Linked DNA regions of Homo sapiens: region 1 is linked to region 2. Evidence: chromatin loops called from intact Hi-C (ENCODE). Cell type or tissue: sigmoid colon. All regions are shown on one strand. Links, peaks and the distances in the headings refer to the core of each region. The heading gives the core; the rest is flanking DNA. Region 1 holds the start of NRF1 (nuclear respiratory factor 1). Region 2 overlaps UBE2H-DT (UBE2H divergent transcript).

What was found. Peaks named below come from ENCODE experiments on the same cell type or tissue, not always from the same donor. Only the 100,000 strongest peaks of a DNase experiment are listed, where the experiment ranks them.
Region 1: it touches region 2 in a loop (2.4-fold over the local background); 6 of 110 quality-filtered maps call a loop at or near these places.

What each region holds. Positions count from the first base shown.
Region 1 is chr7:129,601,903-129,613,035 of GRCh38, reverse strand. NRF1 (nuclear respiratory factor 1) reads right to left here and starts at 1,316. Exons shown (of 11, transcript NM_005011.5): 1 at 1,212-1,316. RefSeq lists enhancers at 29-168, 1,849-1,898, 6,133-6,222, 6,233-6,282 and a silencer at 469-1,458. In sigmoid colon, for the core only: CTCF peaks have their summits at 4,902 and 5,115 (motif pointing right); no DNase peak of the experiment used is centred there.
Region 2 is chr7:130,003,909-130,015,041 of GRCh38, reverse strand. UBE2H-DT (UBE2H divergent transcript) reads right to left here. Exons shown (of 4, transcript XR_007060520.1): 3 at 5,941-6,166. Among named protein-coding and RNA genes, the nearest start is that of ZC3HC1, 42 kb to the left of the region's middle. RefSeq lists enhancers at 2,505-2,664, 4,606-5,805, 5,602-6,101, 6,189-6,258, 6,359-6,438 and 2 more. In sigmoid colon, for the core only: a CTCF peak has its summit at 4,011 (motif pointing right); a DNase peak (open chromatin) is centred at 3,991.

The DNA of each region.
Region 1 (11,133 bases), core at 3,893-6,392, 400 kb after region 2:
CATAAAGAAATCAGCACGATTGACACCAGCTCTAAAATAAGCAATTAATATATTCTAATCTAATGCTTAAGAAGAATGGAGAGCAGGCAACAGCTCCTCCAACTGGTTGGAGCAGATATCACTGGAAGCCCCCCAAGTATTAAGATTTTTAAACAACTTCAAGTTCTGGTGGGCACAGCCAAATACACTGCAGAAACTTTGGGACCAGCAGCCACGACACAACAGGTGAGAGAGGCAGCAGACATCATTGCACGATGGAGTGCACAACATTCAATGACAAACCCGAAAAGGTCTGGGGATATGGGAAAATACCATGCACACGGCCATCTCAGAGCCCCTGTCTTTCCAGTGGCAAAAGGTTCTGTTCCTTCGGAGGGGCGTGCCACTCCCCCTCTCCCTCACCCAGGGGACCACCACCCCAGGCACAGGAAGAACCGCGGCCCCTCCGCGGGCACATCTCAGCTGGGGAAGAAAACACAATGTCGCTCCTTATTTCTGCGTACAAAAGGACTTTGCGCCCTCCTCCTCGAACTGCCGCCCCGGCCACCTCCTAACTTGCAAGAAGGTGGGCAACGCGCCATATTCCAGCGTCCCCCAGTCTACCTGGGTAACAAGCCCACGCCACCCCGGCAGGAGGGAAGCTTCGGAGGTCGCCCAAAGAGCCAGCCTCCTCTCCCGCAGGAGACAGCGGCTCCCGCGCCCCAGCCCGGCCCCACCGCGCCGCCCGCCCGCCCGCCCGCGTACGAGAGCCGGGAAGGGCCGAGGGGGCGAGCCGAGAGCCGCGGCTCCGGTCCCGCGCAGCCCGCCCACCTCCCGCTCCCGGGCCCGGCGCACTCTCCCGCGCCTCCCGCTCCCGAGCTGCGGGAAGGCCGGGCCCCGGGTTCCACGGCGGGGAGAAGGCCGCGGCCCCGAGAGCCCCAGGCGGCGGAGGAGGCCGGAACCCTGGGGCTCTCGGGAGGGCAGCGCCTCCCTCCCGAGCCCGCCAGGACGCCTGGGGCCTAGTGCGGCCTGCGCATCCTCGGGGTGGCGGTTTGGCTGGGCCGGGCCGGGGCCCCCCGCCCGAGGCGGGCCGAATCCGGCGGGGGCCCAGGCCCAGAGCCGGGGGCGGCAGGGTGCCGGCTGCGGGGCGGGCCGGCCGGCCGGCGGGCGGGCGGCGTGTTGCGGCTGCGCCGGGGCTGAAATAGCTGGAGATTGCGCGGTAGGGCACTCACCTCAGAGCGGCTGCGCTACCGTGGGCCTGCGCCGTGGAGACTGCGACCGCGCCGGCTCCTCGCAGCCTCCTGCCACCAGCGGCAATGGCGAGCGCTGCCGCTTCTGCCGCCGCCGCCGCCGCCGAGGAGGGGGAGGGGAGGGAGAGGGCACGCACGCGACGCACGGCCCGGCTTCCCCGCCCGGCCGCCGCCATGATGAGGAGGTCGGCGCGGCTGTGCTGCGGGCAGGCAGCGGAGAGGGCTCGCGGCGAGGGCTCCAGCTTACCCCGCCGCCGCGTCGCGTGCACGGAGCGCTTCAGAGGTTTGGAGGGGGCCGGAACCTCAAAAGCAACTGGATGAGCACAACGCGGACGCCCCGGAGAAGCGGCGCAAGCGGGCCCAAAATGGTTGCTGATCAGACGAGTGGCATCTCTCGCCCCCCTACCGCGGGAATTGGGACCTCCAGACTGTGCCTGGGGGATCGGCAAGTGGTTCCCCTCTGGTTTTTTCGGCGCTGCCTTCCCGGTGGTATCCTCACTCTCTCTCTTTGAAATGACCTCTGCTTTCCTATCTCTAACTCTTCCCAGATATTTGAAAGCAAGTTTTTGTACAAAGCAACATATGAATGTATTCAGCCATTCGATCGTTCGGCGAACATTTCTAGGTGTCTCGTGCTGTGCCAGATATTGTTCTGAGTGCGCTGAAGATGCACCTGTTAGCAAGACAAAGTCCTGGCTCCCACGGAGCTTATTCGAAGCAATAGGGGCCCCCAAGCAGGTGCCTGAGAAGTAGGGAGGGGTGGACAGTGGGAAAACAACCTAACGGTGGAGACACACGAGGGGTCTTTTTTTACTTTTAGAAACGGGGGTGGGTGGTCACCCTATGTTGCCTAGGCTGGTCTCGAACTCCTGGGCCCAAGCGATCCTCCCGACTCAGCCTCCCAAAGTGCTGGTATTACAGGACACCATGCCCGGCAGAGGGGTCGTTTTTGTTGTTTTTTTAGTGTCGTCAGGAGACTCCCTCCATCAGAATTACTCAGGCTGATTGTTTTGAGTCCTGGGACCCAGTTGGTATCCAGAATCTTGGCTTGTTTGCCTAGGAACCTGCATTTTCACATCCCCATCTCCACACCCCTGGTGATTCTTATGCATATAATAATGTGAAAAGCATTGCATTGAAGAATTGCTAAAGGGTGTCAGAAAACGGATTAACAAAATCAGGAAGCTTTAATTTTCAAGATTCTATTAACCTCAAAATTCAACATATCCAAAAATTGAATGTCTTTTTCTCCAGTGTTTTCTAGGAGAGTGCCAACACTAGCCACCCAAGTGCTCAAGCCAGAAACCTGGAAATGATCCATTACTCTTTCCTCTGTCTCTGGAGTCCCCATGTTAAATTAGATGTGTTTGTTTGTGAGACAGATTCTCACTCTATTACCTAGGCTGGAGGGCAGTGGTGCAATCATTGTTCACTGCAGCCTCGACCTCTCTGGGCTCAAGGATCCTCCCACCTCAGCCTCCCCAGTAGCTGGGACTACAGGTCCCCACCACCACGCCCGGCTAATTTTTGTATTTTTAGTAGAGATGAGGTTTCATCTTGTTGGCCCGGGCTGGTCTCGAACTCCTAGGCTCAAGTGATCTGCCTGCCTTAACCTCCCAAAGTGCTGGGATTACAGCCGTGAGCCACTGCACCCAGCCCCAATTAGATTTTTAAAACTGTTGTTCCCTGTCAGTTCTTACTCTGGTTCAGGCTACTGTCATCTCTCCTAGAGACACTGCGGTAGACTCCTCTTGGTCTCCCTGCCACCGAAATTGCCCTCTCCAAATCCACTACAGCTTGAATGGTCTTTCAAGAAAGAAAATCATGTTTTTTCCCTGTTTAAGACTCTTAAAAAGATCTGATTAACACGTAGGATAAAGTCTAAAATTCTTTGAGGTGGCTACAGGGCCATTGGTGATCTCATCCCTGTTGCCATCTCTGACCTCATCTGCCACAGATATTTCTCAGGCTACACTCAAAACTGGGAAGCTCTCAGGTCATTTAAGCCTGGAAATTGTGCCACCTCACAACTGTTGCAAGGGCTGTTCCCTTTGCCCATAACTTCATTTCTCTCTACACCATCTATGCACTTACTTGAATCCTCACCTGAATAATTCTTACCATTCTTTCAGATCCCAACATTAATACCATCGCCTCCAGGCAGCATTTTTTCATCTCCCAAGATTGGGTGCATTAGACCCTTTGTCATCACACCCAGTACTCCCCACGTTTATTGAGCGCTCACGATGCGTCAGGCCCTAGTGGAAGCCTTTATGCACATTATCTTCTTTCTCATTTAATTATCAAGTAGAGCCCACAAGGTAGGTACTACCTTTTTTTTAACTTTTGAGACAGGGTCTCACTGTATCTCCCAGACTGGAATACAGTGGCGCAAACACAGCTCACTGCAGTCTCATCCTGGGCTCAAGCAATCCTCCCATCTCAGCCTCCTGAGTAGCTGGGACCACAGGCAGATGCCTGTTGCCCAGGCTGGTCTCCAACTCCTGGGCTCAAGCCGTTCTACCTTAGCCTCCTAAAGTGCAGGGATTACAGGTGTGCAACTGTGCCCGGCCTGGGTAGTTACTAATATTATCCCATTTTACAGATGAAGAAACAAGGACATATAGGGGTTACTTGCCCAAACCCAGACAATAAGCTAGATCTGAAAGTCATCAGCCTGACCTCAGAGTTGTACTTTTAACCATTATCAGGGTCTCAGGCCAGTACCCACTGATGAAACACATAAGTAACTTAGTGGGTCATTACCAACATTTCATTAAAGAAATAGAAAATGGCAGAGAACATCAAACTTAGTAAGGCTCTTGTTTCGTGAAACTTGTCAGATTCTCTAATATGATAAATACTAAATCTTACAAACATTGAAAATACAAAATTAAACAAAATATTACCAAGGTTAACACAAAAGTATGAATACTGCAGATCTGATTTATTTTACTATCCTCATCTTTAATGCAGAACCTTCTTAGGATTAAATGACATTTACCATTCTGAGCAAACTGAGGTTACTGCCCCAAACGGACTGGGCTTACCTTTGCAGGAGAACAGGGGAGGCTGTGTTTTGGCTGGAGATTTTTGGCTAAGAGTCAAGACACAGAGATTCTTCTGCTACCACTGTGAACACATCAAGTCCCTTTCACATAGATGCTGTTTCCACAAGGGTCTCCCCACACCCTTCCCTACAGATTAGATTCCCGTGATGCCTTATTTAATTCTTGTTGGATCTGTTGATTTGGTTATGAAGTAGGTGAAATTCTGGTAACCTCACCCAGGTTCCTTCCCCTCTTGATTAGATCCAGCCAGTCTGTTCGCTGGATGATTAAATTTGGCATTCATTTTTCTGTGCTTTCCCTATCTGCTACTATCCTAAAGTCATTCTAATGACCAAAAAAGGTGCCTTGAGCCAGACTGTAGAGGGTTCTAATGGCCTCCTTAGAAATTGTGTTTTTTTGTTTTTTTTTTGAGATGAGGTTTCGCTCTTGTTGCCCAGGTTGGAGTGCAATGGTGCGATCTTGGCTCACTGCAACCTCCGCCTCCCGGGTTCAAGCGATTCTCCTGCCTCAGCCTCTCAAATAGCTGGGACTACAGGCATGCGCCACCACGCCCGGCTAATTTTGTGTTTTTAGTAGAGACGGGGTTTCACCATGTTGCCCAGGCTGGTCTCGAACCCCTGACCTCAGGTGACCCACCCACCTCGGCCTCCCAAAGTGCTGGGATTACAGGCCTGAGCCACCATGCCTGCCAAGGAACTGGTTCTTAGTAGGCAATAGACAGTTGACAATTTTGAGCTAAGCACTAAGGTCATAGGAGTGTAGATTCACCAGGGAGTGAGTTGGGCTTCTGGTCTCTAGAGGGCGCTCAAGGCTTCTCCCTCCCCACCCTCTTCCTTCCCCCAAGGTGGAGGTAGGATGGTGAAGAAATTTCATCTCCCCACCACCAAACACACACAAAGGAAGAAAATCTTACTAAAATTGGAGAATATGGAATAACATTTTCTTGGGATGGAGCCCTTAAAAGATAACACGTTCAACAGAAAGTGCTGCGTCTTTCCCGTTCTTCAACATACTCTGAGTGGTAACAAGGGCTGCCCTTGCCTTTCTCAGAGGCAGCCCAGCCAGCTTGTTCTCTTTCCCTCTCCCACAAGGTAGCCAGGCCCTAAGGCTATGGCCCACAGAAAAAGTCTTAGCAAGGCCCCGGGCTTGGGGCAAAGAGGCTGTGGATTTGTCTTTCTCTCTACTTTTTCTGGTTAGTGTGCCTCTATCCCACTCGGAAGAAAAGTTCCAAGACTCAAATTTGGGCATTGATGTGGGGAGGATAGACAGAGATGACCAGAATCCAGCCTATCTTTCCTGACTTCTGCATTGTGGTTCATACCCAGCTAATAATAAAGTGTTCCTTTCCCTGGTGTGTCATTGCACATGTACTCCCCACACTCCTGATGAGTAGAGATGGCTGGCCAAGACAGGATTCAGACATTCCCACATCCCCAACCAAACATCCTCTCCATACCATCTTATTAATCAGTCTTTGAACAATTTCCTAAACTCCCTAACAGGTTGGAGATGGCTGGAAGAAATGAAAAGAAGAACGCCAACAAAGGCGATAAAGAAAAATTCAACACTGCTTGATAACTGATGAGATAGTGAAGGAGTAGGAGGGCAAAAGTCAGAAGTAATTCCAGGTGTTCAAGAACTAAATGCTGAAGAGATGTTAGTGTCGTTGACGGTCTTCTAATGGGAAGTGAATTTCAATAGAAAGAGGATGTGTTTGGTTTCAGACAGACCGAGTGACTGGTGACAACAGGAAAGCCACGTGTTTGGAGCAGATTACTCGGTACAGTCAGCAGCTGGAATGGAAGTGAAGAAGGCCCAGCAGAGCATCAGACCTGAGTGCAAACTATGGTGGTGTTGGTGGAATAGAGGGAAGGGAGAGATTTGAGAGACATTGGGAAGAAAGGTTTTGGTTTTTGAGACAGAGTCTTGCCCTGTCATCCAGGCTGGAGTGCAGTGGCATAATCTTGGCTTACAGCAAACTCCACCTCCCGGGTTCAAGCAATTATCATGCCTCAGCCCCCTAAGTAGCTGGAATTACAGGCAAGTGCCACCACATTCAGCTAATTTTTGTATTTTTAGTAGAGACAGGGTTTCACCATCTTAGCCAGGCTGGTCTCAAACTCCTGACCTCAGGTGATCCACCTGCCTCGGCCTCCCAAAGTGCCGGGATTACAGGTGTGAGTCACCATGCCCAGCCACCAGAAGTTTAATCAAGGCTCAGAGACTGATTCCAGTTTGAGTTTTCTAATAACTGTCTAATACTTAGCTAATAGCTTTGGACAGTTGCTCTTTTTAAAATGAGATCATTCAATCATTGCATTCATCTTTGGGTATGACTCACTAGTCAACAGAGTCCCCCTTCTGTAGAAACTGCCTCATTCACAGAGATGACCTCCACCAGTCATGCCTATATTTGAGACCCTGTCTCTCTTTATCCCCCATTGCTGCGTGATTCAAGGGTGGTCACCTGACCCAGGCAGTGCCAAGTTTATTCTCTGTCTTGGGAATTTAGAATGTTTGTTTGGCTAAGAGACACAGAAACTGGAAGCTGGAGCTGATGATGGAGCTGATCACGCTAATGATGGAGCTATAGAGATAAGATGCATGAACACCACCGAGGTCCCCAAGATTGCCATATTCCTGCAGTGCCTTCTGGCCACAGATAGTTGGTCCAGAAGCAGGTTCCTGACTCAACCTGGGCCAATTAGAGCCTTTCACGGAGATTTTGAAATCAAAGTTGAGATCTCTCTTTCTCTCTATGCCCTTTGGTGTATGTGTACTTGAGCTACAAGTTACCCAACTTTGGAAGCTGTAGACAGAGGCAATTTTCCACTAAATGAAGTGAGAAACAGAAAGTCCATCATTAGTGAGAGAGGAGCAAGGCAGATGCACACAGAGAAGCAGATAGAGGGGAAGCGGGCGGGAGTGGGGCGGGAGTTCCTGGAGTCCCCACAGTGCTCTAGTTTCTGATTCTCTTCCTAAGACCCACAGGATTCCTGCCTTTGGGTTTCTTAAGTTCCTGAATAGCTCCTGATTGCCTTTGTCTTTTTTACGAAAGTCCTTTGAGCATGGTTTCAGGTGAGCAGACAGTCCTAACCTAAAGAGCTGTAACAAATACACGTGGGCTGTGTGTGAGATTCGGGGAGAGGCACCAGGGATCCAGTGTGGGTCAGGCGTGGTGCCGCCCTCAAGGAACTTAGTGGGGAGAAAATGAAGTCTGTACTTCAATAACTACAGTGCAGGCTAGGAAGAGAACACCCTTAGAGATGTGCAAATCAAGCTCTTTGGGAGTTTAGAGGAGGCCTAGGACTGCTAAGGAAAGGCTGGGACTAGGAAGAGGTAAGCAAGTCACTGAGGAGGCAAAATTTAAGAAGCCACCCACTCTCAGGGTGTGTGAATGCAGCGTTGGCACTTGCATGACCCTGAGAATGAGCAACCCCTTAAATGTATCTTAGGCACCTTGCCAGACTCACTTTTAGCTTGCTGGACTAATTGTGGGGATCAGTAGGCCTTCAGAGGAAAGTTAGTGTCTGAGCTGAACTGAAGGATGGGGTGGTTTTGGACTTGGTGGCAATGTCATCTACCTCAAGGTAAAGTAACAATATGGAAAACGCTCCCGTGAAAATTCACAAGGTCTGTTCTAGGATCATCAGGCTCTTCGGTGTGACTTAAGAGTTCAGAGCATGAAGGAGGAGGGGGCAGTAAGAAAAATGGAGAGAACGTAGCATCAGATTCTGCAGGCAAGGAGAAAATTGCTAAGCTGGGAAATAACATAATCAGAGCGGTACTTAAGATGAATCTAACGGAATAGCATGAAATAAAGGAAAGGCTAAGGAGAGGACAAACAGGAGGCTATTGTGGCAATCCAGGCGTGAAAGTCTAAACTAATCAGCACTGGGAATAGAGATGCCATAGGAAAAATAATACATCATTAATATAACTTGGCAATTGAGTAGATGTTGGAGACAAGAGAGAAATCAGAAACACTGCTAAACACTATGCAGCTATAACAAAGAATGAGAGAGCATTCAGTAAGATCACATCCAAGATATGTACATGAAAAACACAAGGGATAGAACTGTGTATATGGCAAGCTATCACTTGCATTTTTTATTTTTTAAATGGTATTTATTTATTTCTTGTTTTTTCCTTTTTTTAAGACTAAAAAATCAATTATAAAATCCTCAACCACTTGACTTTTTTTTTAAGTTCCTGGGTACATGTGCAGGACGTACAGGTTTATTATATAGGTAAACGTGTGCTATGGTGGTTTGCTGCACCTATCAACCCATCACCTAGGTTTAAGCCCCGCATGCATTAGCTCTTTTCCCTAGTGCTCTTCCCCCACCATCCTCCCCTGACAGGCCCCGGTAAGTGTTGTTCCCCTCCCTGTGTTCTCATTGTTCAGCTCCCACTTATAAGTGAGAACATGTAATGTTTGGTTTTCTATTCCTGCATTAGTTTGCTAAGGATAATGGCTTCCAGCTCCATTTATGTCCCTGTAAAGGACATGATCTTGTTTTTTTATGGCTGCGTAGTATTCCATGGTGTATATGTACCACATTTTCTTTATTCAGTCTATCATTGATGGGCATTTGGGTTGATTCCATGTCTTTGCTATTGTGAATAGTGCTGCAATGAACATACGTGTACATGTATCTTTATAACAGAGTGATTTATATTCCTTTGGGTATACACCCTGTAATGGGATTGCTGGGTCAAATGGTATTTCCAGTTCTAAATCTTTGAGGAATCGCCACACTGTCTTCCACAATGGTTGAACTAATTTACATTCCCACGAACAGTGTAAAAGCATTCCTATTTCTCTGCAATCTCACCAGCATCTGTCATTTCTTGACTTTTTAATAATCGCCATTCTGACTGGTGTAAGATGGTATCTCATTGTGGTTTTGATTTGCATTTCTCTTTTTTTTTTTTTTTTTTTTTGAGACAGTTTCAAAAACTTGTTGCCAAGGCTGGAGTGCAATGGTGTGATCTTGGCTCACTACAACCTCTGCCTCCTGGGTTCAAGTGATTCTTCTGCCTCAGCCTCCCAAGTAGCTAGGATTACAGGTGTATGCCACCACGCCCAGCTAATTTTTGTATTTTTACTAGAGACGGGGTTTCACTATGTTGGCCAGGCTGATCTTGAACTCCTGACCTCAAGAGATCTGCCCACCTCCGCCTCCCAAAGTGCAGGGATTACAGGCGTAAGCTTCCACGCCCAGCTGATGGTAGTTTCTTTTGCTATGCATAAGCTCTTTAGTTTAATTAGATCCCATTTGTTGAATTTTGCTTTTGTTGCGATTGTTTTTGGCAATTTTATCATAAAATCTTTGCCCATTCCTATGTCCTGAATGGTATTGTCTAGATTTTCTTCTAGGGTTTTTGTAGTTTGGGGTTTTACATTTAAGGCTTTAATCCATCTTGAGTTAATTTTTGTATAAAGGTGTAAGGAAAGGATCGAGTTTCAGTTTTCTGCATATGGCTAGCCAGTTCTCCCATCACCATTTATTAAACAGGAAATCCTTTCCCCATTGCTTGTTTTGGTTTGTCAAAGATCAGATGGTTGTAGATGTGCGATTTTATATGTGCTGCCAAAGTGAGCACTATTTATTTATTTTTTTAAACAGAGTCTCACTGTGTTGCCCAGGCTGGAGTGCAGTGGCATGAACATAGCTCACGTAGCCTTATTTGCATTTGTAAAAGGGAAATATGTTTTGTTTTGTTTTTTGAGACAGAGACTCACTCAGTCGCCCAGGCTGGAGTGCAGTGGCACCATCATGGCTCACCACAGTCTCAACCTCCCCAGGCTCAGGTGATTCTTCCACCTCAGCCTCTGGAGTAGCTAGGATTACAGGTGTGCGCCACTACACCCAGATAATTTTTTTTTTCTTGAGATGGTGTCTCGCTCTGTCACCCAGGGCTGGAGTGCAATGGTGTGATCTCGGCTCACTGCAACCTCCGCCTCCCAGGTTCAAGTGATTCTCCTACCTCAGCCTCCCAAGTAACTGGGACTACAGGCACCTGCCACCACACCCAGCTACTTTCTGTATTTATAGTAGAGATGGGGTTTCGCCATGTTGGCCAGACTGATCTTGAACTCCTGACCTCAGGTGATCCACCCGCCTCAGCCCCCCAAAGTGCTGGGGTTACAGGCACAAGCCACCGTGCCTGGCCCTTTTTTTTTTTTTTTTGTATTTTTTTAGTAGAGACGGTGTTTCACTGTGTTGTCCATGTTAGTCTTAAACTCTTGGGCTCAAGAGATCTGCCCAACTTGGCTTCCCAAAGTGCCATAAAGGCATGAGCCACTGCACCTGGCCATAAAAAGGAAATATGTAAACAAACATCTTTGCTTACATATGTTTATATATCCCTAGAGAAATACGTACAAAATTGATGACATTAAGTGGCCTGTTTAAGAGAAGTGGGGTGGCTGGGGGTCAGTAGTGAAAGAGAGTCTTTTTAGTGTTTATAATTTGAATATTTTAAATCTTGAACCTTTTGGATGAATTAGCTAATGAAGAAAATTAGTTTAAATTGCTTTTAAAAATAAATAAGTATGAGCCGGGTGCGGGGGCTCATGCCTGTAATCCCAGCACTTTGGGAGGCTGAGGCGGGCGGATCATCTGAGGTCAGGAGTTCGAGACCAGCATGGCCAACATGGTGAAACCCCGTCTCTACTAAAAATACAAAAATCAGCCAGGTCTGGTGGCAGGCGTCTGTAATCCCAGCTACTCAGGAGGTTGAGGCAGGAGAATCGCCTGAACCTGGGAGGTGGAGGTTGCAGTGAACTGAGATCACGCCATTGCACTCCAGCCTGGGTGACAAGG
Region 2 (11,133 bases), core at 2,898-5,397:
TTTAAAAAAAAAAAAAGCTTAGGATCTATAGAGCCATGTAGAGTAAAGCTCTCAACCTTGTTGTCTTCTCACAAGAGATCTTAATGCCATCCTCTTTAACAGCATGAGTTCAAGTCTACATGTCACCGTTTCTGGAGAATACGCTACTGAGCTGGCGTGAGTATGCTTTCAAATATACTCATTCCAGCTTAGTAGCATAATGGGGTGTTCTCAGATGGGACTGAGCACATGAGCTTCCTTTCCCAAAGCATCTGTTCTCTTCCACACCCTGGGACATCCTTTTAACCCCAGGCCTTTATTCATTCGTCTTGTGGTTTGCTCATGTAAACATTTTTAGTTTGGCCTTTCTAGGAACCCACTCTTCCTAATTTGATTCTTTATTTGAATTTTTTTTTTTTTTTTTTTTTTTTTTTGAGACAGAGTGTTGTTCTGTTGCCCAGGCTGGAGTGCAGTGGTGTGAACACGGCTCACTACAACCTCTGCCTCCCGGGTTCAAGTGATTCTCCTGCCTCAGCCTCCTGAGTAGCAGGGATTACAGGCATGCACCACCATGCCTGGCTAATTGTTGTATTTTTAGTAGAGACAGGGTTTCGCCATGTTGGCCAGGGTGGTCTCAAACTCCCGACCTCAAGTGATCTGCCTGTCTCAGCCTCCCAAAGTGCTGGGATTACAGGCATGAGTCACTGCGCCCAGCCTGAATTTTTTTTTTCCTTTTGTTAGATCCCTTTAAAGAAGATAATTGCCTGAAATTTCATTTTTGCTACTTGACTATCCACAAAGGTAGCATTAAAAGTCGTCATTCTAAGGAATTTTTCCACCTGTGTTAGCCACATTAGGTAGCTTATGAGGATCCTATGTGATTTGTGTTGTCTCCTGCTGGTAAATAGAACTTCAGCGCCTTCCTCCTGACCTCCCAGGCCAGCACCTTCTTTTGCAGTACTTGGTCTCAGTGATCAGGACAGGTGGTGGCATTTTGAAGAGCCCTTGCCATTCCAGATTATTCATACCCCATTATTATAGTCCCCCCAAACTTCAGATTCTCCTTTTACTAATTTTCTCCACTAAATCCTCTAGGATTCTGTGTTTTAACAAAGGTTGCATTCCCCATCCAAGTAGATTTTGTTTTTACCGAGAAGACTGAAGCTCAAAGACATCTAATAACTAGCTGTCATATAGCTAGAATGAGGCAGAGCCACACTGAAATCCATCTTTCCCAGCTTCTGTTCTTTCCATTACGATACAGCTGGGAATATCTTCCAAGCACTGTGAGTCTATGGTTTTCTTTCCCAAGCTCAAAGTTGAGATCTCCCTCTCACAGTAGAAAGGAGTATCTTGCAGCCACTCACGGGATACTAGTGCCCAGAAGAGAGTCTTTCTCCTGGCTCCTTTTTGATTTCAGCCAACTTTAATAGACTTAACAGGTGGAGCATTCTCTTTGGGGCTTTCCTCACTTATACTCTTCTTCTGGTTGTGGGTGCCTGAGAGCCACTTCTGAATCCCTTCCATCCTATTCCATCTTAGCAATAAAAACAGCTGCACGCACAGCTTGACCATCGACAAAAGTACAAACACTTCCTTCTCCTCAGTTTTCCTTTCTATGTTTAGTTTTATTTCTATTCTAGGTTTTCTTTGGCTTTATACAGCTGCCATCCTGGTCAGTTGGCCCATGCCCTCAGAAGTGAATGCTGCATTTAAACCCTTTAATTAGAGACCATTCATTCCATCTATATCCCATACTCTCTTTTATCTCATTGCTCCTTGGCTACAGCTGTGGTGGTTATTGTTTTTCTTGCCACAGTGCCTCTCTAGTTGAACTGACTGTTGTATAGCTGAAGCCAATTAGGAAGAGAGGGAAACAGGAACATACAAAGGCCTCTGTGTAGGACAGGTAGGTCATGGAGATTTGGTCACTTATCCAGAGATTATCCAACAAGTCAGATCATTATAATAACATACTCTTCAGCTTTCTGTACTCACTTCTTTCTATTAGCCACCTATTGATATCCCAGTAAGCAGATATGGAGGAAAATTGTTTCCTATAGTGTGTCAGTAACAGCCCTCAAAGGGATGGTAGTAGGAACAGAAAATGTGAAGCCTAGAAGGGACTCAAGATTCACCTCCAAGGCCTTCATAGTTCTCACGGGGAAGCCAGGATCACAGAGACAAGAAAATCCTTTTTAGCCTCTGTGTCCATTTCTTAGCCAGTCTTGTCCAACCTAACTAGAACCAATGGAGCAGAAGGAAAGGCACACAAGAATAACTTGACGGCACAACGGGTTTTGAGCCAATCAGAAGTGATACCAAGGCCAGGTGCAGTGCCTCACACCTATAGTCCCAGCACTTTGGGAGGCTGAGGTGTGCGGATCACTTGAGGTCAGGAGTTCAAGACCAGCCTGGCCAACGTGGTGAAACCTCATCTCTACTAAAAATACAAAAATTAGCCGAGCGTGGTGATGGGTGCCTGGAGTCCCAGCTATTTGGGAAGCTGAGGCAGGAGAATCACTTGAACCCGGGAGGCGGAGGTTCCAGTGAGCTGAGATCGCGCCACTGCACTCCAGCCTGGGTGACAGAGGGAGACTGCATCTCAAAAAAAAAGTGATAGCGAAACCAAGACTGCAGCTGGAGTCTACCTCCTACTGAAATGTGGGGAATCAGTCTTGAGCAGGAGAACCTCTGAAACTTGATTTTACTACTGCTGCAAATAGCTATCACTTGTAAGTACAGATTGTTTGCCAAGCACTGGTCTAAGCATTTTATCTTATTTAAGCCTCATAGCAGTCCTATGAGGAAGGTATAATTACTGTTCCATTTTTACAAATGAGGAAACAAAAGCATAAGTTAATTACTTTGTTCAGGGTCACACAGCCCAGTAAGTGAGGGCCGGGATTCAAACTCAGCCCATCAGCCTCCAAGGCAGACCCCACTGCCTGCCTTTAACCAAGGACATAGTTATACATGCATGACGATGTTTAATTCCATTGTTACTTGGGTTGTTTGTTTTTGTTTTTGTTTTGAGACAATCTTGCTCTGTTGCCCAGGCTGGAGTGCAATACTGCAATCTCAGCTCACTGCAACCTCTGCCTCCTGGGTTCAAGTGATTCTGCCTCAGCCTCCGTAGTAGCTGGAACTACAGGTGCCCACCACCATGCTGGACTGATTTTTTTTCCTTTTTTTATTTTTGAGACAGGGAGGGTCTCTGTCGCCCAGGCTGGAGTGCAGTGGTGGGATCTCGGCTCACTGCAACCTCCACCTCCCAGGCTCAAGCAATTCTCCTCCCTCAGCCTCCTGAGTAGCTGGGATTACAGGCATATGCCACTACCGCCCAGCTAATTTTTGTGTTTTTAGTAGAGATGGGGTTTCACCATGTTGGCCAGGCTGGTCTTGAACTCCTGACTTCAAGGATCCACCCGCCTCAGCCTCCCAAAGTGCTGGGATTACAGGCGTGAGCCACCGTGCCCAGCCTGAGACCTTTCTTCTGTAGATCCAGAGAAACCAGATGTCAAGGGAAATGCAATTTATCAGCTATTAAGTGATAAGAAAATCTCCCCTCCTAAGGATCGTGCCATCTCCCAAGTCTCCAAGAGCTGGGGCAAGTCACTGTAGCCAACTTGAGAATCAAGTTCAGGTATGAGGCCAGGCGTGATGGCTTATGCCTGTAATCCCAGCACTTTGGGAGGCCAAGGCAGGCAGATTGTTTGAGCCCAGGAGTTCAAGACCAGAGTAGACAACATAGGGAAACCCCGTCTCTACCAAAAAAAAAAAAAAAAAAAAAAGCCAGGTGTGGTGGCGTGCACCTGTAGTCCCAGCTCCTCAGGAGGCTGAGGTGCGAGGATCCCTTAAGCCTGGGAAGTCAAGGCTGCCGTGAGCTGTGATCACACCACTGCCCTCCAGCCTGGGAGATAGCGCAAGACCCTGTCTCAGAAAAAAAAAAAAAAAAAAAAAAAAAAAAAGTTCAAGAATGTGACCTCGGTGCCAGGCAAGAATGCTAGCAGTACCCACTACGGCCACTAGATGTCCCCCATGTTCCACTTCTGGCTTACCTAGCTGGACTTGCCAACACAAGACATCATCATTCTTACTTTGTCCTTATTTTGTTACAGGGTCTTTCCCCTAACCCCACTTAAGCTCTACCAAGTGCGGTGATGGAAACAGAAAGAAACTGAAAGCATTGAAACAGTCAGCAGAGAGACAGAAATGAGAATGGGTATTTATTGAGGAGACAGAGAAGGAAAAAAAAACCTCTAAATTTAAGGTCAGAGTTGGGGCCTTGCATCCAGGAATAGTGGCTCGAGTAGCAATGATAAGAACCCGATTGAATGGGAAGTCAACCGAAAGGGAAATCCAGGGGACTGTGAGCCATTGGCAGCCACCCTGGGACACATGCAGCCCTCCCCAGGTGTCATCCTTTGGCTGATCTCAGCACCCGCACTCAGGGCTGGGCCACCCCAGGGCCGACCTGCAAAGTTAGGCAAGCCACTAATGAAGCATGATGACACACTCACAGGGGCATGAGTGGTGTCTCATCACAGCCAGGGCACAGCCCAGACCCACCAGATGACCCTTTTCTTGTGAGGATTCCCAAGTCTATGACTAATGCTAATTAACCCTGACTCACAGTAGCACTGAGCACACAGAGGTCATTATCTCCACTGGAAGGAGTGGGGAAACTGAGGTGTGGAGTGGGGAAGCAGCTTTGCTCCATCAGTGTCACCAGGTCAGGAGTTGATCCTCCCTGCCCTTCTCAAAAGCCCGTGAGGCTGTTCTTGGTAATCAGCAGTAGACACTTCCGGTGGGGCTAAGGGATAGGGCCTTTCCCCACTGCTGTTTCCACGTGAGTCAGAGCCACAGAACTGGAAGCAGAGTTGTAGACTACTTGGTCTAATCCCTGAGGAGTCTGAAGGCCAGAGTGGGGAGTGAAGGCCAAGATCACACAGCAGGTTGTGGCTGAGCCACGCCTAGAATCCTGAGGCTTCTTGCTGAGTCCCCTTCTTGCACTACAGTCATCATGACAGAGCAGAAGAGAGGCAGTACCCTGTGAGAGTTAGGAGCACCAGCTCACTAGCCAGAAGTGGTGGCACGTGCCTATAGTCCCATTATACTAGGGAGGCTGAAGTGGGAGGATCGCTTGAGCCCAGGAGTTCGAGACTGCAGTGAGCTATAATTGCACCACTGAACTCCAGTCTGGGTGGCAGAGCAAGACACCTTGTTTATAAAAAAGAAAAATAAAGGGGGACAAAAAAAAAAACACCAGCTCTAGGTCAGGTAGCTTGGCAGGTGGATCTAGCAGGCTCTAGGTTCCATAGCCTGGGTACAGATCCTGGATTCACTGGTCACCAGCTGTGTGTTTCTGAACCTATGACTCAGCCTCAGCTTCCTCATCTGTAAATTAGGGATAATACTAGTAGCTGTGTCACAGGAATGTTTTGAGAATTCATTGGCATATGTGAAGTGCTTAGAGCAGTGCCTGGCACATGAGAAGTGCTCAGGAAATAGTAGCTGTTTGTTTAAGCTGGCTGTTTAAGCCCAGTTGCCTCTCTGGCCAAGTGTCTCCAGCTTGCCTGGTCTTTTGGGACTCCTGAAGGAAGGGAGCACCAAAACTATAGGTGTTAGGATCATGAGAAAGACACATACCAGTATCTCCTCACCAGACTGTCTGTGGTCTCAGTAGGCCTCTTTCAGCCCAGCGGCCTCCATGCCACCATCAGACAGCACAGGTGCTGGTGGATCAGCGCCAAGCCCAGCTTTAGAAGCATTGGGAAGCACCTTGGCAACAAGACATAAACCAAGATAACCACATTCCTACCAGTCTCCATGGACCCTGGCTCCGGGCCTGGCAAGGCCACCCTCAGGAAATGGCGGTACAATGACGACAGGAAAGCTTATGACAGGCATCACCCTGCTGGGCTGAGAACACTGGCTTGTTTGTCCAGCACAGCTTACCTGAGTCACCCATTGTGGAGTCTGCAGCCACCTGGGCCTGGAGCTAGGCCAGCAGGCTGCTTGGAGTCTGGAACACCTTCTGCGGGCTGAATCTGGCTAGGTCCGGCACTTGCTGCCTGTCCCCTCCTCAGAAAGCAGGTCAAGGCAGTTTGGCTCCGTAGATCTGGCTCCAAACAGTGAAGAGCCTGGTGGGGCCTGACAACAGTTCAGAGACGCAGAGCCTCCTCTGTGGGAAACAGAATGTGAACCGAGGCCTTAGAGTGTTTGGAAAATCAGCTCCACGAATCAGAGATGGACCGGGCAGCAGCTTCTCCCTCTCCTCCATCCCATGCTACACCCGTAGCCACTCTCTGTGCCCCACTGGTCCTCAGGGGGCCCTGGGCTCTCTTGCCAAGTCTCAGCACTGCCCAGGCCCATGCAGCCGGTCAACAGTGACTGGGCTCAACTCCCACTAACTCAACCTGGGGGTTTTCCAAAGTGAAATGAGGAACAAAATAGGTGCTATGTTTCACAGTACCAAGTTTTAAAATACTAATAAAATTAGAAAATACTTTTTCAGGCCGGGAGCAGTGGCTCACGTCTGTAATCCTAGCACTCTGGGAGGCCAGGGTGGGTGGGCCACATGAGGTCAAGAGTTTGAGACCAGCCTGGCCAACATAGTGAAACCCTGTTTCTACTAAAAATACAAAAATTAGCTGGGCATGGTGGCGTGTGCCTGTAATCCCAGCTACTTGGGAGGCTGAGGCAGAAGAATCGCTTGAACCTGGGAGGCAGAGGTTGTAGTGAGCCGAGATTGTGCCACTGCACTCCAACCCGGGCGACAAGGCGAGACTCTGTCTCAAAAAAAAAAAAAAAAAAAAAGAAAATACTTTTTTAAAAGGTGTAAAAAATGAGAATGAAAGTCCCCTGCCCCTTCTGGCCCTTGAGGGGCTTTCTACTGGAGGGACCATTTGTGGCATAGTTGGCAAGGGCACCCAAGAAGGCCAGAAGGGGACGCCCATGGGTGGGGACAGGAGGCACAGGAAGCAGTGTTTTAAGGTAGTGATCCCACAGGCCTAAGAAGGTGGCTCTGTTCCTCCAAGGAGTACTAAAGAGCCATCATAAAACAGTACTGACCGGGCGTGGTGGCTCACACCTGTAATCCTGGGAGGCCAAGGCAAGTAGATCACTTGAGGTCAGGAGTTCGAGACCAGCCTGGCCAACAGAGTGAAACCCCATCTCTACTAAAAATACAAAAATTAGCCAGGCATGGTGGCATGCACCTGTAATCCCAGCTGCTTAGGAGGCTGAGGCAGGAGAATCGCCTGAACCTGGGAGGCGGAGATTGCAGTGAGGCGAAATCGTACCACTGCACTCCAGCCTAAGCAAGAGTGAGATTCTGTCTCAAAAAAAAAAAAAAAGAAGACTGTCCTAGGGGACTTGGGATATGCAAGCTATGTGTGCTCAGTGCTCAGCACGAGGTGGTGACCTGGCGTTGGGGAGGCCCGAGCTGGAATAGGGAGCCTGGCTATCTGGGTGCCCCACCCTGGTAACTGACCTTGGGCAAGTCAGTTTCCATTTCAGTCCCTTTATCTTTGTTTTTGTTTTTTTTTTTTTGTAGAGACAAGGTCTCACCATGTTGCCCAGGCTGGTCTCAAACTCCTGTGCTCAACGATCCGCCCACCTCACCCTCCCAAAGTGCTGGGATTACAGGCATGAGCCACCGCACCTGGCGTTCAGTCTCTTTATCTGTCCAGTGGGGTATTAACAAGTATCTAATGTTCAGAACAACATTAAGACGTTCAGAACATGTCAAAGAACCTTTGGAAGAAGTTTGAAACTCTCTCTCACACCCCCCACATGAGGTATAACTTGGTTTGGGCATGGGGGGGTGCTCCTCCAGGTGGGAAAGGTGGCTGGCACCTGAGTCAAGAACAGGGTAAGAGCAGAAGACAGAGGCAGCATGGAGAGCCAAGGACCACAGAAGAATGCCCTGAGAATCAGGCTGCCAGGCACCTAGGCTGTGGGTTGGAAGCAAGAGGGCCATCGGGTGGTGACAGGCAGAGGAAGTCCTTTCTCTCAGCTGCTGCCATCTTGCCTTCTGCAGTCCTGTGGCCCGCCTGGCCTGCCACCCGAGGAGCAGGAGGTTTAGGCTCCGGCTGTGCCCCATCTCTGAGCTGGAAGTGAGCAGCAGAGCCTGCAGACTGTGCAGGACAGGTCACCGCATCTGAGGCAACGGAGACAAGGCTTTGAGAAAGAAGCCTGATGCTTGCCCCCTTGACTGCCGGAGAGGGAATTTAGTGCCACCCAGGGTCCCCAGATCTTCACCTGTGTCCAAAAGCCAATCTGTCATGGACAGTCACCATGGTCACCATACATCCGGTTCTCTGTCTCTGGCTTTGGCTCCTACTAGCTGACCTCACCTACCTCAAAGTCACTTGAGAGAGTCAAAGCTGCTATGTGTCTGGGTGCCCCAAGAAACTGAGTTCCTTGTCTATGTGGGGATGATAACCCCCTCCCCAATTCAGTGCCCGACCTCATCAGTGCGCCCCAAAGCTGCAGTGCACCGTCCAAGTCTCCAAACCAGTTGTGAACAGTCAGGTTAGCTTCCGATCCTTACCCCCAAACCCCGGGGACTGAATGGAGGCCAAGGATCTACAGGGGAGGGGACACCTTCCTGGTCAGCCATCCTTGGTGAAACCCCATCTCTACTAAAAATACAAAAAAAATTTAGCTGGGCATGGTGGCATGCGCCTGTAGTCCCAGCTACTCCGGAGGCTGAGGCAGGAGAATCACTTGAACTCAGGAGGTGGAGGTTGCAGTGAGCCGAGATCACACCACTGCACTCCAGCCTGGCAACAGAGCGAGACTCCATATCAAAAAACAAAACAAAACAAAACAAAACAGACACTCATTGGAACTTCTCAACCGCTCCTTTCCCCTCCACCACATGACCTTCCTGTGATGGCAGCCCTGGCACTCAGCAGGTGCCTGGTACAGAGAACATGCTCAGGAAATATTTGTTACCTAAATGAACAAATACATGTTTATCATCAATGTAGGAGTTTGGAGGCGGAGCTAACTTTGCCTTGCAACCTTGGCCTGGGGACGAGGGCTTCCATTCTGGTCCCTTGAAGAACCTACTTTGAAAGGGGTCCGGAAGACATGACTGGCCTCCTCTTGATAAGAAGAAGGCAGACCAGCATAGGCAGTGGAAGGGGAAAGCAGCTGGAGATTGGAAAGAGGAAATTTAGAGCTATGCTTAGGCTAAGAAACAAAGAGCAGGACTGTGTGCCCCAGCAAGCATGTGGCCTGACGTTGATAGCATTAGGAAAATTTTGGGCCAGGTGCGGTGGCTCACACCGGTAATCCCAATACTTTGGGAGGCCAAGGCAGGAGGATCACTTGAGTGTAGTTCAAGACCAACCTGAGCAACATAGTGAGACCCCATCTCCATAAAAAATTTAAAAATTAGCCATTGCACTCCAGCCTGGGTGACAGAGACCATGTCTCAAAAAAAAAAAAAAAGCACATTTTCACATAACATACACTTCTGTAGCTCTTCTCCATCTCATTTGTTCTCAACATGGGAGAGCAAAAAGAGAGAACTGACATGGAAACCCTTGGGTTTTTTTTTCTGTCTTGTTTGAGACAGAGTTTCAAAAAAGATAAAAGCCTTGTCCAAAGACTACAAACTTGTCGCCCAGGCTGGGGTGCGGTGGCGTGATCTTGGCTGACTGCACAACCTCCACTTTCCAAGTTCAAGTGATTCTCCTGCCTCAGCCTCCCGAGTAGCTGGGATTACAGGCGTGCACCCCCATGCTTTGATAATTTTGTTTTTTTGTTGTTTTTTTTTTTTTGAGATGGAGTTTCACTCTTGTTGCCCAGGCTGGAGTGCAATGGCATGATCTCAGCTCACTGCAACCTCTGCCTCCCAGGTTCAAGTGATTCTCCTGCCTCAGCCTCCCTAATAGCTGGGATTACAGGCATGCACCACCACGCCCGGCTAATTTTTTGTATTTTTAGTAGAGACGGGGTTTCTCCACGTTGGTCAGACCAGACTGGTCTCGAACTCCCAACCTCAGATGATTCGCCCGCCTCGGCCTCCCGAAGTGGTGGGATTACAGGCGTGAGCCACTGCACCCAGCCTAGTTTTGTATTTTTAATAGAGGTGGGATTTCACTATGTTCGGAAGGCTGGTCTCGAACTCCTGACCTCAGGTGATCTGCCTGCCTCGGCCTCCCAGAGTGCTGGGATTACAGGCATGAGCTACTGCGCCCAGCCCCCGTTTTTTTTTTTTTTTTTTTTTTTAATTAAAATAAGGATAACTAACCTTGTTTGGAGCTTTATAATTCACAAAACCTATACAAAAGCGTTGTCTCATTTGATCCTATGATACCTCTACAGAATTAGGTCAACAGACATTATTCTCAACTTTCTTTTGCAGATGAGAAAATTTTGAACTGCAGAGTCAGTAAACCAAGTAAGATCTCTAACCCAGGTCTATCCAACTCAGGGCTCTGCACTCTTTCTGCTATAGTTTACTTTTTGTTGATTGCATTAACACTATTACAACTTAACAACCAGTAATTAAATAAAAAGGTAGAGGGGGGATTTTTTGTTTGTTTTGGAGGGTTTTGTTTTTCTGGAGACAGGGTCTTACTCTGGTGCTCAGGCTGGAGTGCACTGGTGCAATCATAGCTCACTGCGGCCTCGAACTCCTGGGCTCAAGTGATCCTCCTGCTTCAGCCTCCTGAGTAGCTGGGACTATAGGACCACAAGCACGTACCACCACGCCCGGCAGAAAAAGATAGTTTGAAAAGTATCTTGTAAAACATAAGGCTTTGGCCAGGCACGGAGGCTCACGCCTGTAATCCCAGCACTTTGGGAGGCCAAGGCGGGCAGATCACCTGAGGTCAGGAGTTTGAGACCAGCCTGGCCAACATGGCAAAACCCCGTCTCTACTAAAAATACAAAAATTAGCCGGGCATGGTAGCAGGCACCTATAATCCCAGCTACATGGGAGGCTGAGGCAGGAGAACGGCTTGAACCTGGGAGGTGGAGGTTGCAGTGAGCCAAGATTGTGCCACTGCACTGCACTGCAGCCTGGGCAAGAGAGTGAGAGTCTGTCTCAAAAATAAAAATAAATAAGGCTTTATTTATACATTTAAAAATTTGTTGGCTGGGCACGGTGGCTCATGCCTGTAATCCCGG